Regions from separate parts of the Homo sapiens genome. Here region 2 is linked to region 1. A link is an interaction called in ENCODE POLR2A ChIA-PET data of the cell type or tissue named here. Cell type or tissue: MCF 10A. All regions are shown on one strand. Each heading gives the region's core, and the rest is flanking DNA. Links, peaks and the distances in the headings are about the cores only.

Region 1 (8,612 bases), core at 299-8,298:
TAATGATCTCATCTATGTAAAATAAAATAGAAAAAATTGATAGAAATATACCAAAATATTTTTCTCTGAGTGGTTTAAAAAATGAAAACTTCTGTGTCTTCACACATTTCCCTAGTTTATATATTTTCTGCAAGACAAATGCTACAATAAGAGCAGTAGTTTTATTACTTCCTGTATCATATTTACAGATTTGCTTATACAAATTTCATGAAATCTTTTGTCTGTTTCCCTGATTCCCAGCATGCATAGACCCCAGCTTCTCTCAAGTGACACCTCCAACAGGTAGCTCATCTGTGCCCCCAGGTTTGGGCTCTCATTGCCGCCATGGGTCAGAATTTAAGGCACCTTCACTCCATAGATGAAGATTGTATTGGATCAATTTTGCTCAATTTCTCATTTTAGCCTTGTGACTCATTTCCAACTGCTGAGTCTCTGGCCAGAGTCAGGGTTCCATAAACTTCTGTTAGACCCATCCAAATTTGTATCTTCACAAATAATCTGCATACTGATGACTGGTTCTCATTCATTGGCTACTAGCTGAATTTTCTGCATCAGAACCGCTAGTCTCCAAGAATATTACTTGTGCCTCATGCACTGATATCCCTATGGTTTATCTCGACCCTGCTATCCATAGATTCAGTGCAACCTACCATTGCTCCTTCTAGAGATCCATTGCCTCCTTAACTCTTCGTCTTAACAAAAGCATTGCCTTTTATTTAATTATCCCAAGTATTTGCATTTTTGAGCCTTTTAAATGTAACAGTAGACTAAAAGACATTGTGTGTCTTAATGGAAGCTATTTCTAGAAATTGAGCCCAGATACTGGATGACCCTCTAAACATTTTACCTAAAGGTAGCCCTGAAGTGAAAACTGCTTTAGTGGTAAAGGTAAGAGATTTTCCAAAGCAAAGCCAGGCTTCTCAGCCTTTTCTTTATCTCCCAGGCTCCAGAGATACAGGAGCCAAAGTTGAAATAGGGTTTTCACTGGTTTTCTTCCTCGTGAATACCCCCAACCATGTTCTCTATGCAGTTTCTCCACTCCCAGTATACTGAGGCCCATGAATCCTACAGGATACCATTGCAGCACCAGTCACTGTGCAGACTACCCACCTCTACTACCATCCCCCTCTCGGGCCAGAATCACTGCTGTTTCAAACTCTCACTCTAGGCATGACTATATGGACAGAAAAATGAAAAGCAACTGGCAAGGAACATCTGATGGACAGAGATAGCAAGGAGATTATTGATGAGGCTCATGGAGGCAGAGAACCTCAGTGAGAGATGGGACTGGGTCAAGGGGGTGGGGACAGAAACTGTTACCCATGAAAACCAAGTCTTAGGAGAAAAGAAGGAAACCCTACTAAATACATCATTTAGGGTTGTTTACCATTTATGACTAATTAGTCTGAGCACAAAATCAATTCTGAATACCAACTTCAGACTAAAAAACTATCCTTCCAAGTTACCTTAAAGTTCATCTAGGAGGCCGGGCGTGGTGGCTCACGCCTGTAATCCCAGCACTTTGGGAGACGGAGGTGGGTGGATCACGAGGTCAGGAGATCAAGACCATCCTGGCTAACACGGTGAAACCCCGTCTCTAGTAAAAATACAAAAAATTAGCCGGGCGTGGTGGCGGGCGCCTGTAGTCCCAGCTACTCGGGAGGCTGAGGCAGGAGAATGGCGTGAACCTGGGAGGCAGAACTTGGAGTGAGCTGAGATCACGCCACTGCACTCCAGCCTGGGTGACAGAGCAAGACTCCGTCTCAAAAAAAAAAAGTTTCATCTAGGAACAAGAAGAATGAGAATCTTTCAGGTTTCTTTGCTTCAAAAATTATTGCACTGTTAAAGTGAGGTTCTTGACAAATCAAGAAATGGTTCTTGAACTTTAACATGTATGGAGAGTTTATCAGGTGGTAGAGCATGTTGTTAGATACTTTGATGCACTTTATTTCTCTTATCCCGTACATTAGGCCTGTAACACTAAAGCCCTCACCTTTTCTATTGTTAAAAAAATGTAAAAAAAAAAAAAAAAAACTTAAGGCAAATTAAATTTAACAGAGTTTATTTGAGCAAAGAATGATTCATGAATCAGGCAGCATTCAGAACCAGGAGAGGTTCAGAGAGTTCCACCCAGCAGCATGAACAATAAGCTTTTATAGGCTGAACACTGAAGAAAGTATATAAATCATCTGATTGACTACAGCTAGACAGTTGCCTCATTTGGGCATGGTGTGATGAGTCTTTTGACTTATTGGAGCATGGTCTGATCAGTTGCAGCCTATGATTGGGTGAAGCTCAACTGTTTGTTACAAAAGTGTGCTCCTAAATTAAGTGTTTATTTATTTAAGTACTAAGTTATATTGCAGTGTATTACATAAAAACTTAAAGAATGGAGATATTCTCAGGGCAATGGCCTCCTACTTATTTAATCTGACACCATCTCCTAGAAATTACACAGTAATTACGCCATGGACTCCCATATTAGTCATGTCCAACCCTGATGTCACCACTTATAAGCTAAGTGACCACAGGAGTTACTTAAGTTCTGTCTGCCTCAATTTTCTCATCTGTAAATGGAGGTAATAACTGATTCAACCTCAAAATGTTGGTACCCGCCACTTGGGAAATTCCTAATAAATTACCTCACATGTTTTAAAATTTTGTAATTTTAGAAGTTCATGTTGTTCAAGTTAGAGGGTAAATTAGTCATAATGATTTGTCACATAAAGATTCAACAGTTATTTATTGCCTGCTATTTGCCAAAGACTGCAAGGCACTGTGAAGACAACAGTGAACTAAACAGATAAAAATCCCTGTCCTCATCTGGGTAGGGCTGGGGGAGGACAGGGCAGACATAAGCAAGTAAAACATGTAAGTTATTATTTGGTGAAAAGTATTAAAGAGAAAAAAGGACAGGCTTGTAGGGATTGAGGGCTAGGTGTGCAGGCTGCTATTTTAAATATAATAACATTACTTACCCCTTACACAATTTTGTTAATTATTAGTGAGATATTAAGTTTATGATTTTAATTAAAACCATGAATTAGTCTTTCCTAAGTCAACGAGGTTATCTGCTCACAAATTAAAAACATCTACACAAATTTTTGTAGCTATTTATATTTAATGAAAAAGTTTATCAGCATTTCTCACATACTTTCAATGAGAGCACTCTGACCACTTAAAGATCACAAGTAAGCATAAAGTGTCTCATTTTAGAAGTTCTATCGTAATGATAGAAGTACTATTTAAACTCATAGAAGATGAAGGAGTAGGAAACCATGCCTTCAGACTTAGCAAAGATCCTCATTTCTTTCTTCAATCACCTAGTCTGCATTTGCAAATATTGCAACATACATTTCAGACAAAGTTTTCAATTGTACCCTTTGATACAAAATTTCACAATGCAAAATGGTTGCAAAATTCCTCCAACATATAACAATACAATATTTACTTTACTCTCAAAGACTTGGCTTCGAAAGCAGGTTAGTGCAAACCACAGGCACCAGAACATTAATAGGAAAGAGTCTAGAGAGTGGACCTCAGTGCAGATCTGCAGTATCATCAAGAAAGCAGGCTTGTGTGCCCATTGCCTGCCTAGTGAGTGGGAAGTAAACTGCTTTGGGAGCTTCTTTCAAGATTCCTATTTAAAAGGTCATTATTAAGGAAAAGAGAGTCTGCCGTAGGAATTTTGAAGATATGCTATTGTATTAGTATGTTTTCATGCTGCTGATAAAGACATACCTGAAACCGGGAAGAAAAAGAGGTTTAATGGACTTACAGTTCCACGTGGCTGGGGAGACCTCACAATCATGGCGGAAGGCAAGGAGGACCAAGTCACATCTTACACGGATGGCAGCAGGCAAAAAGAGAGTTTGGGCAGGGAAACTCCCCCTTTTCAAAACCATCAGATCTCATGAGACTTATGCGCTATCATGAGAACAGCATGGGAAAGACCCGCCCCCATGATTCAATTACCTCCCACCAGGTGCCTCCCACAACACATGGGAATTCAAGATGAGATTTGGCTGTGCGGACACAGACAAACCATATCAGCTATTTAAATTTTTACATAATGTATCAAAGTTTAATTCCCTTGTTTTGAAATATACATGTAATTCAAAATGGTTCTGATTGCTTCTGCCTTTGACACAGAATCATAGCCATTTTGAAACAGACATGAGGCATGTTCTCTTAACTTAATGAGTATTTACTACTCACTGGAGAATGGTTTATAAGCATTATCTTGTTCCATTCTCTTAAGACTCAATAAAATAATTGTTAGCATATCCATTTACAGTTGAGAAAACTGAAGCACAAAGAGGTTTAAAAAGTTTCTCAGGTACACACAGATAGGAGGTAGCAGAATTGGAAATGAAACCTAAGTTTATGTGACCCTAAAGTTCATAACCTTAACCTTAATATTAAGCTGCTATTAGCCAGATGATGTTTTAAATGAGTCATTAGTATTCTTTTCTTTTTAGGAGGCTGGAATATCTCATTCGAATGGTCCTGCTCCTTTTAAGGAGGAAATTTATTTTATGTATAACTATGACTTCGAAGTTTAGAATAACCCCTACCACCACAAAAAATAAAAACAAAAACCAATGATCAAACACAGAGGAGAAACAATCCCCGAACTACAGGAAATTGCATTCTAAGGGTTGCTATAACTAAACATCTCTCGGTTTTGGAATGTGAATAAAGCTTTCAGGGGTAATGGCAATATTTTAAGTCTATTATTATCCATCGTAATAATAACACTTCTTAAATAAATATTTAATAATAAGCTTAGATTCCTAGAGTCACTGGCACATCTCTTGTTCTCTTCCTATAATCTGGTTTCTAATCTTTCTCTTCAATTTTTAACCTTCTACAGCTGCACTGTCCAGTAGGGTAGCCACTAGTCACATGTGGCAGCTAAGCATTTGACAGGTTGCTAGTACGAATTGGGACACCCTGTAAGTGTAAGCTATCTCAATTGTTAATATCGATTACATATTTAATGATATTTTGATACATTGGGTTAAATAAAATGTTTTTAATTTTATTTAATTTACATTGTATTAGGTTATTCCCAGAATACATGAGATCTACTGCCTATATTTCAAAGGAGTTACTAAAACAGAGATCTAAGACTGAGTAGGTCTTGGTTAGTATGCTAAGCTTTGGTTTTTGGGGAACTAAAATTGTCCCTATGAGCTCGAATTGGGGCTTTCTTATTTACCTAAAAACATATCATTAGGTCAATCAGTTTAATCAGGCTATTCTTCCCTGATCACTAGAATTCTGAAAAGTTAACCCTAACTAAATCCCTTTAATATGTGTGAAAAACTAGACTTCAGTTGTCCTTTCTAATCATGAAGACCACTGTGTTGACAGGATTATTGAGCACTGTGTCTTTGAATCTTCTCCCTGGGAGAACCCTGACAGTAGAAGACCATTAAGAGTTAAGTGGAGGTGATGCCCATCTCTGGATGCGGGCTTTGAGTTTTGAGCTTTGAGCTTTGCAGGAGCTCAAATTTTCTTCGTATCTCCAGTTTTGGTTTTAAATTCATGCAAACTTAGGATTTTACTCTATAACATTTTTTAATATAAAAATCAATTAAAAATTAACACTGGATCCACCAACTTCCAGACTTCTTTAAGTGAGCTCAGGTTTGTGTTAAGATATTTTCAGTTTGTTATTTTAATTCTTAGTCAAGAACTTCTCAATTGATATACCATAACAGAAGCAAGAAGAATATAAAATGTTAACAACAAAAGATGAAGCCTAACACCTTGGATGTTCTGGATGTTCCAAAAATGTTCATGGATGATGAATATAACTATCAAATGAGTAAAGTTTTAATGTCAAAAATATCCCCAAAAAAGTCTATCTATTTTTCTGGGAGCTTATTTCACTAACAAATGCAGGATGTGTCCCAATTAAACCTCAGGAGCACATGGCCTTTATTTACCAGTAAAGTTTGTCCCAGATATTAAACGGTCTTGCTCAACTACAGTTTACTGTCCACAGCCAAGACAGCTATATGTTCCCATAGCATATGTAGTGCAGATGACACAGCTAGTGTAGGCATTTTTCTGCTTTTCTAGTTGCTTTTATATCTGCCCTGAATTCTTACTGTAATATTCACTCCAAAACTTGCTCAATTGATTTCAAGAGGATTTCTCAATAGCTGGTATACCCCAAGCCACTTACTTCGAGTTACAAGAAAACTATGTTCTCATCCTAACCCCACCTGCCTCTTAAACCTCTACTTCTGTCTCTTCCTCTGGGAACTGAATAGTCAGGGATTCCCAGGGGAACAAGAGAGCCTGGAAATGGGTCTCAAGAGACCCAGTTGTGAGAGCTGTGTTAAGATAGCTGGCCTGTGGTCCCCAGGACAAGCACTGGCCTCATCAGGAGTGAATACTCTTATCTAGAAGGACAGGTACACATTGTTTTCCTCTTCCAAGACTTGAGTTGCTGGACACCAACTCAAACTCTGGACACTTCATTCTCTTCAGATCTTACTGCAACACTTGGAAATTTCAACATGGCAGTCTACCAGATCTAATTCTATACCAACACACTGTGTAAAGATCAGTTCTTCCCCTTCTTAAAACATTTTCGTGGCTAACGCATGTAATCCCAGCACTTTGGGAGGCTGAGGCAGGCAGATCACGAGGTCAGGAGATCGAGACCATCCTGGCTAACATGGTGAAACCCCGTCTCTACTAAAAATACAAAAAATTAGCCGGGCGTGGTGGCGGGCGCCTGTAGTCCCAGCTACTCGGGAGGCTGAGTTGAGGCAGGAGAACGGCCTGAACCCGGGAGGCAGAGCTTGCAGTGAGCCGAGACGGCACCACTGCACTCCAGCCTGGGCGACAGAGAGAGACTCTGCCTCAAAAAAAAAAAAAAAATTTTGCTGCCTTTCCATTTTCCTTAGAACAATCTCTGAAATCCCTAAAGTTGATGTGGTGTACAAGGACTTCCTCAGCCCACCTGGTCACCCTCTCCCTCTCTGACCTTCTTCTCTTACATCACCCTCCAACCAGCCAGACTCCTTCTGGTCCTTCCCTCCCCCCGTGAGCCTTTCCCATAAATCTCCACTGCCTGGAAAGCCCACCCCCCTCCCCAGCAGATTCATCCCACCCATCCCTCACATCATTTCCCCAGGGGCACCTTTTCCAACCCCAAAGACTAAGTTGTTTCTTCATTGTATGGTCTCAGGGCTCCTTGCATGCTCTTTTTGCCTACAGTTGCCACACTTATAATTATTTTATTGTCTTATATAACTTTTTGATTATTTATTTAAAGGATTTATTTCACCCTAGATTGTAAATCCCCTGAGATTAGAGAAGGTTTCACTGCTGATTCCTTGAACAACAATTTTGGCTGATAGGTTCAACCATGTGAAATGGCCGATAGACCAACATCTTGACCTTAAAAAAAGTCAGTTTTAGGCTGTGTGCAATGGCTCATGCCTGTAATCCCAGCACTTTTGGAGGCAGAGGCAGGTGGATAACTTAAGCTGAGGAATTCGAGACCAGCTTGGGCAACATAGCAAGACCCTGTCTCTAGAAAAAACAGAAAACATTAGCAAGGCATGGTGGTGCATGCCTGTGGTCATAGCTACTTGGGAGGCTGAAACAGGAGGATTACTTGAGCCCAGGAAATCAAGGCTACAGTGAGCTGTGATCATCCCACTGTACTCCAGCCTGGGTGGCAGAGTGAGAGACCCTGTCTCAAAAAAAAAAAAAAAAGTTAATTTTATATGATCCAATTCAATAACCATTCAATACATATTTATCAAATAAATACATTAATAAACCATACATTGTGGTTTTAGGTGGTGTGTGTGTGTGTGTGTGTGTGTGTATAATCAGCTACTAATGTAAATTTTTACTTTTAAAAGAAACTCCTTAAGTTCTGCTAACTTTTTAAATGTATTTCATTGGGTTTCATAGATATTTCTCAAAGTTAAACACAACAACAAATTCCAAAAATGGTCCCTACTAGAAATACAAGTTTGGCAATTTCCCTCACCTCCTTTGATCTTAGGTTAATTTTCTATTCTCCTGAGTTTTCTTCATTCTTCTGTGAAATTAAATTCAGCCGCCTGTCGAGCTCTCTGGATCCCTTGCAGGTGAGTTCTGCATGACTTCCTTCTGACCTGTGGAAGGAGGAACAAGGAATATTTCCAAATTTTGCACTGCCACCCCCTTCCCTCCCTGAGCGTTAGGCTAGACAGTAGTGGCCAGAAGCCCTTCTTGCTTCTCTCCTCCTGAAATTGATTCAGCCATTTAAGACTATGACTGTTCTCCCACACAGAAACTCCTCTCCAGAAATGCTTGGCCCAAACTCCCCTAACATTTGTAACTTCGTATAACTCTTTTGGTTCAAGTGCAACAAAAAATGAGTGGTACGGTGATGCCAATTTTGAGGTATCATAGTTAAGCCATGCTAAGTCACTTTAAAAACATTCCATTTTATTCCTCCCACAAAGTCACCCCCTCAGAGACTCTGGATGAGGGGAATACTGAGGGAGGAAAACATCCAGAAGAACAGAAAAAGGCAGTGATGTGGGACTTGAAAAATACTGCACAGAATTCTGTCTTCACCCCAAAGG
Region 2 (8,612 bases), core at 172-8,171, 54 kb before region 1:
AGGAGGGGTTGGGGTTCTTATTCCTTTAGCTGGCTCCTTGCCAGACCATACATCTTGATAGTGGCCAGCTTCTGTGCCTAAAGTCACAGTCCATATCAGCTACTCTCCTACAGCTACAGCCCTCACCAGGTTCTTCCACTTCTTCCCCTTGCCTATTCACACCTAGACTTATGTCTTCGCACACTTGTAAACCGTGAGGATGCCTCACCATCATTTGTTCATTTTCCCTAGCCCTGTGCACACCTTTGAAAATAGTCTCTTCACTTAGTTGCCTTGAATCATGCTTTTGGAGCATGCCATGTTCCTGCCAAGAACCAACGCTCAGGTGAGCATTTTCATGTATTTATTTAAATTATTATTGGGGAAAAAATACCTAATTCAACAAATAGTGATAACAAATTTAATTTACAAAAAAACATATTTTAAAAGTGAGATGAGGCCGGGAGCGGTGGCTCACGCCTGTAATCCCAGCACTTTGGGAGGCCGAGGCAGGCAGATCTCTTGAGGTCAGGAGTTCGAGACCAGCCTGGCCAACGTGGTGAAACCCCATCTCCACTGAAAATGCAAGAAGTAGCCAGGCATGGTGGCATATGCCTGTAATTCCAGCTACTCGGGAGGCAGAGGCCAAGATGGCGCCACTGCACTCCAGCCTGGGCAGCAGGGTGAAATTGTGTCTCAAAAAAAGAAAAAAAAAATGTTTAAGTGACTTGGTTTAAAGATAAACATTAAATAAATAATAGCATAAGTGGTGCACAGGTATTTAAAAAAAAAAAAGAAATTGGTGTGCAAGTCACTGAAGTGGATAAGTATCATTCTAGAGCATCCAGAATGCCATGCTTTAACTCACCACATATGTCTTTCCAGCCCAGTAGAGAAAGTGACCCAGCCACTCAAAAGCTAAAGCCCCTGCTCCTGCAATGCTGGGTAGGTGATAATTCTCTGAGATATCCGTCCCATTCAGCAGCCACACAAAAACGTCGCCTTTCGTGTCACTGTAGTAGAGGCTGTTGTTATACCAATCCATGTCTCAAAATAAAGTGAATGATTAGCAGTTATTTTTCATACATACCAACAAAAACATAATGAGTCAACAAATCACATCTGCACCTCAACATAATTTTAAACAACACACTGACACATATTCACTAGAACTTGATCTGTCAAGAATATTTAAATAATGTTTCCCAAACTCTTAACCCCTGAAACCAGGGAGAACAGTGGATACACATCGAGCATCTCCTCTTTGCCAAACATTGTCCCAGGCAGTTTACAGATCTCATTTAGTTCCTAAAACAAAATTATGAAGTAGGAATTATTCTCATTTTTGAGATGGTAAACCTGAGACAAGGTGAGATCATGTGTTCTGCCTGAGGGCTCACAGATACATCAAGAGGAAGCCCAGACTCAGCCAATGCCAAAGTGGCATTCTCTCCATTGGTGCCACATTACCTACATTTGGCTCCTATGTTGGTCAGAAATGCTGTTGTACTTTTAATGGCCAAATAAATCAATAAACAATTAGATAACTATGGAAGATGTCATCTTCAGGCAAGATCACTGTTATAACACCCTAGAATGAAGACTTTTCTTCCTTCTAACGCCTTCCAGGCAAATTACCCATTCATTACTTAATAATCCTCTTTGTCAACCAATTATTCCTTATACCTTATTTAGAACTCTATGCAGCAGTTTCTGCTCCTGTCTTATAGCAAATGCACAGTAAATTATTTAAGTATAACTGTCTTAGTGGAACAAGATAGGCTGTTAATGTGAGATGGCATTGGTAGATTAATACATCAGCATTATATCAAAGCCTTCCTGGTGGGCATAAAACTAGAAACAACCTCACATTTTGTGACTTAATAAATAGCGTTCCTATCTAAGAACTGACATTTTCTTAACAGAATCACTGGCAGTAGAGTTCAGTCAATATTTTTTCCTTTCACTATTGACCAAATACAAAAATACCCTATTCTTTTGATTCATTGAATGATGTGGGAAGTCTTATGAGTAGAAATCTGTCATTCAAGTGAACAGAGGACTTGGGGTTTACCTGACACATTTCCTATATCAGAGGATAAGAACTCTCCTGGGCCAAAGCTATTTAATGGTTTACTCCAAAGCCCATCTTCTTTCACAGCCATGATAAATGGTGGTTCACTAGCTGTTTAGTAAAAAAGAAATTAAAAGAAACATCAGGGAAAGCAAACTCTTTAAAGGTATCTTATATACTTATATCTATGCCTTATATCTTATGATTTTCTATATAAAGTAAAAGAATGTCAACACTTTGAAAAGTTCTATAAAAGGATATGAGTAATTGTTATCTGTGTAACAAGAATGATCCCATTAAACATACTTTCTGATTTTCACATAAATTTTTGAAATGTGAAGAAAAACGCATGGTGAGATTGCCTCTATAACGGTGTCTTGATCATTGCAGAATTTTTTTTGAGGGGGCTTTGACTACTGTTTGTCATGGTCTCATTCAGAGCATCCAGAAGAGACTGTGTTAACAATAGTAATATGAATGGTATAGTCATCCTTCCATTTCTTTTCAGCCAAGAGGATGGAATTCAGCATAATTCACAGCCTCTCAACTTCTCTCAGCAAGACCCTCAGAGTTCAGAAATGCCACTGCTTAATATACCATAAGAAAGAAGAAACCCGTAAAGAATCAATTATAGTGTTTCCTTAAAAAATATCTTGGAAAGTTTAAAATGGCAGGTTAGAAACACTAATTAAATATCACACAGTGCTTTATTTGCTTTCCTAATCTCAGAAAATAAATATGTACTCAATATGTGTTTACTCAAACACATACTCAAGAGGTCAATACACCCTCATTCTCATTTCTTTAAACCCAAGGCAAGGAAATTTAAAGGGCACTCAGCTAGTCCTCTTTTTGTGAGAGTCACTCCCTAAATCCAGAACATTTTCTCACCTGGCACCAGGGTAGTACCCACTGAGGGCTCTGACCAGGGGCCTGGCCTCTTTGGAGAACTTGCTCTCACAGAAACCTTGTATTTCATAGCACTCTGCAGCTCAGGTACATTCAGCATGGTTCCACTTATGTTCAAGAAAATATGAGTGACTTCAGGAGGGTCTTGGGTGGATACTTTCACCTCATAGGTCCAGTTCTGCCAGGCAGAAGGGCCTAATTCAAAGAGTTCAATAATATCACTGATCAGGATGACATCTGCAAGGGCAAACCAAGGATTCTCCATAAATTCACCTACAGCCTCATCTCAAATGGGAGAGCAATTGGGCAGTAATATCCGCTACCCCGATAATCACCAGGGATCATTTGTTGATGAGGCTAGGACAGTGTTCATTCCTCATGCCGCTCATTTGGCTGCATTGAAGGAGACAGCATTCCCAACAAATAGGACTGTCCTTCAGTCAAAGCTATATGCTTGCTGCATATAATTGTCAGAGGGGTTCTCTACAACACTAATAGATATAATCAGGCTCTTAATAAAAAATGCTTAATGATGAACCTTTAATGTAATTACCACTGTTTGTATAGTACCTTCCTCCAAGAAGCCCAATCAATAAAAAAAAATTACCTATTCATTTTCAGCCATCTTTGAGATATGCAGCAAACAGACATAATTAACTTTGTTCTAAAGCAAAAACAGCCAATGTTTTCTAAATACTTACTATCGTCTAGGGGATCAGGGATTGGCAAACTCCACTCACAGGCCAAACCTGGCCCACTGTTTCTGTAAATAAAGTTGTAATGGAACACAGCCACAGTTATTCATTTACATATTATCTATGACTGTCTTCACACTACAACGACATAATTGAGTAGCTGACAGGGACCATCTGACCCACAAAGTAAATAAAAATATTTACTATCTGGTCTTTCCTTTACAGAAAAAGTTTGCTGACCTCTGTGCTAGATACTGTTCTAAGTGCTCTACTAATGTGTTTTAATTTTATCTGTACAACAGTTCCATTAAAAGATATAATAAATATTCCCCATTTCCAGGTGTGGAAACTGAGACACAGAGTGGTTTAGTAACTTGCCCAGGGTCATTCTATTAACAAATGGCAAGTATTTGAATCCGTGCAGGCTGACTCCAGAGCCCACCTGCTTACCCACCCACATACTACCTCTCTCCAGAGATGGAGATTCGAGTTCAGAGTTTTAGGGAATTGCTGAAATTCATGCAAGCTTTCAACAGCACAAAAAATCTCAACCCAAGTATTCTATCTCCCTGGCTATTTGTTCTGACTAGAATGTCAATGCCTGGATCTTAGCAGACACTCAATAAATGTTCAAATTATTCTATTGGGATATACATGAGAAGTATAGAGATTCTCCTAATGTAAAACTAATAAATGCAGAACAAATGTATAAACTTTTTTTTTAGCTAAGTAGCTGCTTCTGGTTGATGACTGAATAGCCAAATGGGGCTCTCAAAATTGAATCACAACGCCAAGCAGTTCAAACCTTCCTCTTATTCCAGCAAGGCCAGTAACCACACTGGGGACAGAGCACTCACTGGCTCCTATGGCAAGGGCAGGAGGCTTCCATTGAACAAGAGCCTGGTGAGAGCCAAACAGCACCGAAAGCTCCTGCGGGCGGCCTGGCAGAGGGTGCAGCTGGGAGGATGAGCCAAAGATGACCAAGTTACCAAACCCAAATTCTTCTATGTGACTCAGGTCACATCCCACGATGAATTCATTAAAAGACAAAGCATCCTGTTGGAAAATGACCTTGCCATCTGTGACAAGAAAGTCATTGTTTTCACAAGCAAAACTTTTCACATCAGCAAAGGGGATGCGAGGTAGGATGAGATGGGAAGCAGAGCCATCCAGAAATGTTGACATGAAGACTTGGGCAGTGTCATTGAAGTAAATGATTCGCTTGGCTTGTGGCTTGATTGCAAAGTCCTTTAACGTGCAACTCTCCACAATACGCACAGCTTCTGCACACCGGCCAGATGGTACAGGAAGGTCTGCTCTATAAATGCCATCTCTCAGGAGGTAAAAGACATACCTGACACAGGAACAAAAGAAACCTCATGAGATTCAGTCCAAAGGTTGATGAGTAACCTCCTCAGCTAATTGCTTCATTCTGTTGCACAATCAGAACTATGTATCTCTGATGTTGCTAAGTACAGGATTTTCCAAGGTAGAAAAAGGTAATTTCCTAAGATATACTCTATTCGTTTAAGTTACAAGTTGGAACATTAGAAAATTTCAGCCTCACTTGTAATGCTTAGTCTCTTAATTATTATAAGTGACTTTTTAAGGAATCAAAAAATTCAAAAACAGGAAGGGTCTTTTATTTTTTTGAGACAAGGTCTTACTCTGTCACCCAGGCTGGAGTTCAGTGACACAATCACAGCTCACTGCAGCCTCAACCTCCTGGGTTCAGGTGATCCTCCCACACCTCAGTATCCCATGTAGCTGGGACCACAGGCTTGCCACCGTGCTCGGCTAATTTTTGTATTTTTTGTGGAGACAGGGTATCACCGTGTTGCCCAAGCTAGTCCTGAACTCCTGGGCTCAAGTGATCTGCACACCTTGGCTTCCCAAAGTGCTGGGATTACAGGCATTAGCCACCAGCCCTGGCCAGGAAGGGTCTTTCAAAATTTTAAAGGAAAACATACTATATAGAAATCACATGGCTAAATATGGTATTTACTATCAAACATTTTCCTCCAAAAAACACACATCCTTAAGTCTAATTTTATCAGTAAATTTTCTCATGCATTCTGAGTGATAAATGGAAGAAAGTAAAACATTTAAACCATTTTTAATTGTACAGTTATCATTTTGCTATAACTAGCATGGCTACTTTGCATTTGCAGTGGACTAATTTTTTTTAATCTACAATTGATGCAGGCAATAGAGCTACCATTTTATAAACCACAAAGAAATACCCCACACATGACTGAAGCAGGAAAATCCAGCAATCAGGAGAAAGAAGCCAACGGAAGAATTAGAGAAGCACATCTAATTTAAAGTCAAACCTCACAGTAACGAGGCAGGTTATTTTAATAATGAAAAAGAAAACATACTGCCAAAATATTTCATTGACAATGAAATATGTAAATAAACTTTTAACTAAAATATAAAACCATTAATGTGGATGTAGCTAATTTACAATTCGTGATTATGGAGAAAGGTGCTAACAGAAGTATACTTTGATAAATTCTTATCCCAACCCCAAGGACTGGCAGCATTCCAACCTCTCATCAAAACTGTCAAATCATTTTCCTTGTCCTTATTTAGTTCTGCTCTAATTCCCCTTGATGACTATTCCAAATCTTGATCAATTTTCTCAAAACTCCTATGCTAGAATAATATCCTGAGATATAAGCTCCATTTTGAGATATGTAGCTATGTTCTTTTCCCTGAGGACGGATTGTAGCAGGCAAAAAGCAAAAACAGCTTGGCTCTTAATTTTCTGCTTTTGTTTCCTAAATTCAAAATTGTTAATGGAATTTGGAGGAATTTCAGAGTAGATAAAAGGAAAACTATCTGTGGTAAATATTACAATTATTATATTGAAGCAGGGAGGAAGAGAAAGAAAAATAGAAAAGGTGAAGAGATCTGGTGCATGGGAAGAGGAGGACAGAGTGAGGAGGAGAAGCTGGGGTGGAAGAAGATGGGGAAGTGGTGGTAGGAAGAAAAGCAGAGGTTTTACAGTAAGTCTGAACTCAATGAGGAGACAATTTGCAGTGCAAAAAGAACAGCATAGAGGAAAATATTTCTAATACCAGGACAATACACTGTTTCACACATCTGATGTCCTTTAGGACTACTAAACACAAACTATTGCTGAAAGTTACATGCTGATTTTTATAGAAACTCTCCTATCATGGTATAGAGAGATGGTTAGAAGACAGGCCCTGGAGCTAGAAGTCCTGGAGCAAGATTTCTTGTTCCAGGGCCTGTCTGGTTCCACTGGTTCCATCGCAAAACAGCTGTATAATCTTAGACAATTACGGAATCAACCCGTGTTTCCCTTTCCTTATCTATAAAACTAGAATAATAAAAGTACTTATTTCATAGGGTTGAATACAAATTAAATGAATTATTGGACATAATACACTTAGAAACACACATTCAGTATAAATACTAATTATCATTATCATTTCTAGTCACATTGCAAAATCTAAGCACAAATCCATTTTATCCTAATGGAAAAAAAGAGCCACTGAAGACCTCAGTGATCGCATTTGAATGATCGATTAGTGGGTAAAGTTCATTATCCTCAGAATGAGTCATTTTGTGTAAGTGTCAACAACAAAGTTACATTTCATAGGACCGTAGACCTTTACACATGAAAACAGTAAGATCCAGAGAATCCTTGTCCTACATCACAAAGCATTAAATATTCCATAATTCAGTAATTCATTCAAACCTAGAAGTTAAAATAAATCTTTAGTAAATTGTGAATGAATAGGAATAGAAAGCTTGATTTTAAAATCTATAATGAACAATCTTTTTTAAAAGAAAGTTTTGTTTGTGAAAAACATGTTATGAGCTGTATTTTTTTTTTCATTCAAAATGAAAGCAACTTTATTCCTACAGGAAAGAAAAAAGTTTAATCTTACAAACATGGGCTTTGCCTACTGGTTACTAATCTGTTATTATCTGGTCATATCTGAGAAATAATAACTCCAAAATAACTTTCTATGTGTTTATCCTTCATATTCATATATATCTGGAGTTCACAAAATACATGCACAATAAATACCTCATTTTGTCTTCAAAATAACCCAACTGGGTAAGTATTATTACCTTCCCTATATGGATTGATAAATCAATGGTCATAGACATGATATTACTTGCTTCAGGTACTACTCCAATTTAACAGCAAGACTGCGGTACAATGTGTCCATTTCATTTGGGGGTAGGAGGCAGAGTTATCAATCAGCTCCTGTCTCCTAAGGTGGAAGCTAGCAGCTTTCTTATTAAAGAACCTCTTGATAGATGTGAGAACCAAACCAGAGGAATGAACTACAGTTGAATGGCTCAGCAAAAGGAACAGGTGGAATGAAGGGGCTTTATCACAGGTAGTGTTGAGGCGGAAAGTGAGACTCAATCCCATGATAAAGAAGTGGCAAATCCAGGACTAGAACCCAACCCCTGACTCCCAGACAGGAGGTCTTTCCCATATTCCCATATTTGGCTGTGAAGGAGAGAGAAATAACTACTTTATAAGAGTTGATTTATGTTTGAAAAAACATTCCCTCCTGGCTCTACAGAATGAAAACTTTGCCTGAATTTAATTAAATTCACCTAAAGTAAGATGCATAGATAGGCTCATCTGGTACTACAATGTTTCATTAGCAAGCAAGTTTCTCAAAGATTATTTATTCCCAATGGAAGAGAATTCATCTTTACAAGGCTAACACATACCCATTGTATGAATCAGCCACAATTTTTTGAGGTGCACTAATAGAGGGTGGAGTAATTTCCTCGATGTTTGAGCAGTTCTCTAAATCACAGACACATACCTAAAAAAATAAAAAATATACCGGTAGGATTAGCATCTGTCTATACAGCATTAAATTCAGCCAACAAGTATCCCTGAGTATCTGTTCTGTTGGAATTGTACTAGGCACTGAGCACTGCCCAAGACA

What was found. ChIA-PET counts read pairs that join two places held together with the same protein. Peaks named below come from ENCODE experiments on the same cell type or tissue, not always from the same donor. Only the 100,000 strongest peaks of a DNase experiment are listed, where the experiment ranks them.
Region 2: POLR2A ChIA-PET joins it to region 1 with 27 read pairs; 5 of 35 experiments call an interaction of 5 or more read pairs at or near these places.

The regions. Positions count from the first base shown.
Region 1 is chr6:117,438,656-117,447,267 of GRCh38, forward strand. No RefSeq gene overlaps it. Among named protein-coding and RNA genes, the nearest start is that of ROS1, 17 kb to the left of the region's middle. In MCF 10A, for the core only: no CTCF peak of the experiment used is centred there; DNase peaks (open chromatin) are centred at 2,376, 3,416, 3,876 and 6,176.
Region 2 is chr6:117,384,836-117,393,447 of GRCh38, forward strand. ROS1 (ROS proto-oncogene 1, receptor tyrosine kinase) reads right to left here. Exons shown (of 44, transcript NM_001378902.1): 12 at 8,389-8,486; 13 at 4,515-5,011; 14 at 2,945-3,157; 15 at 2,054-2,164; 16 at 848-1,026. Among named protein-coding and RNA genes, the nearest start is that of ROS1, 37 kb to the right of the region's middle. In MCF 10A, for the core only: no CTCF peak of the experiment used is centred there; a DNase peak (open chromatin) is centred at 5,056.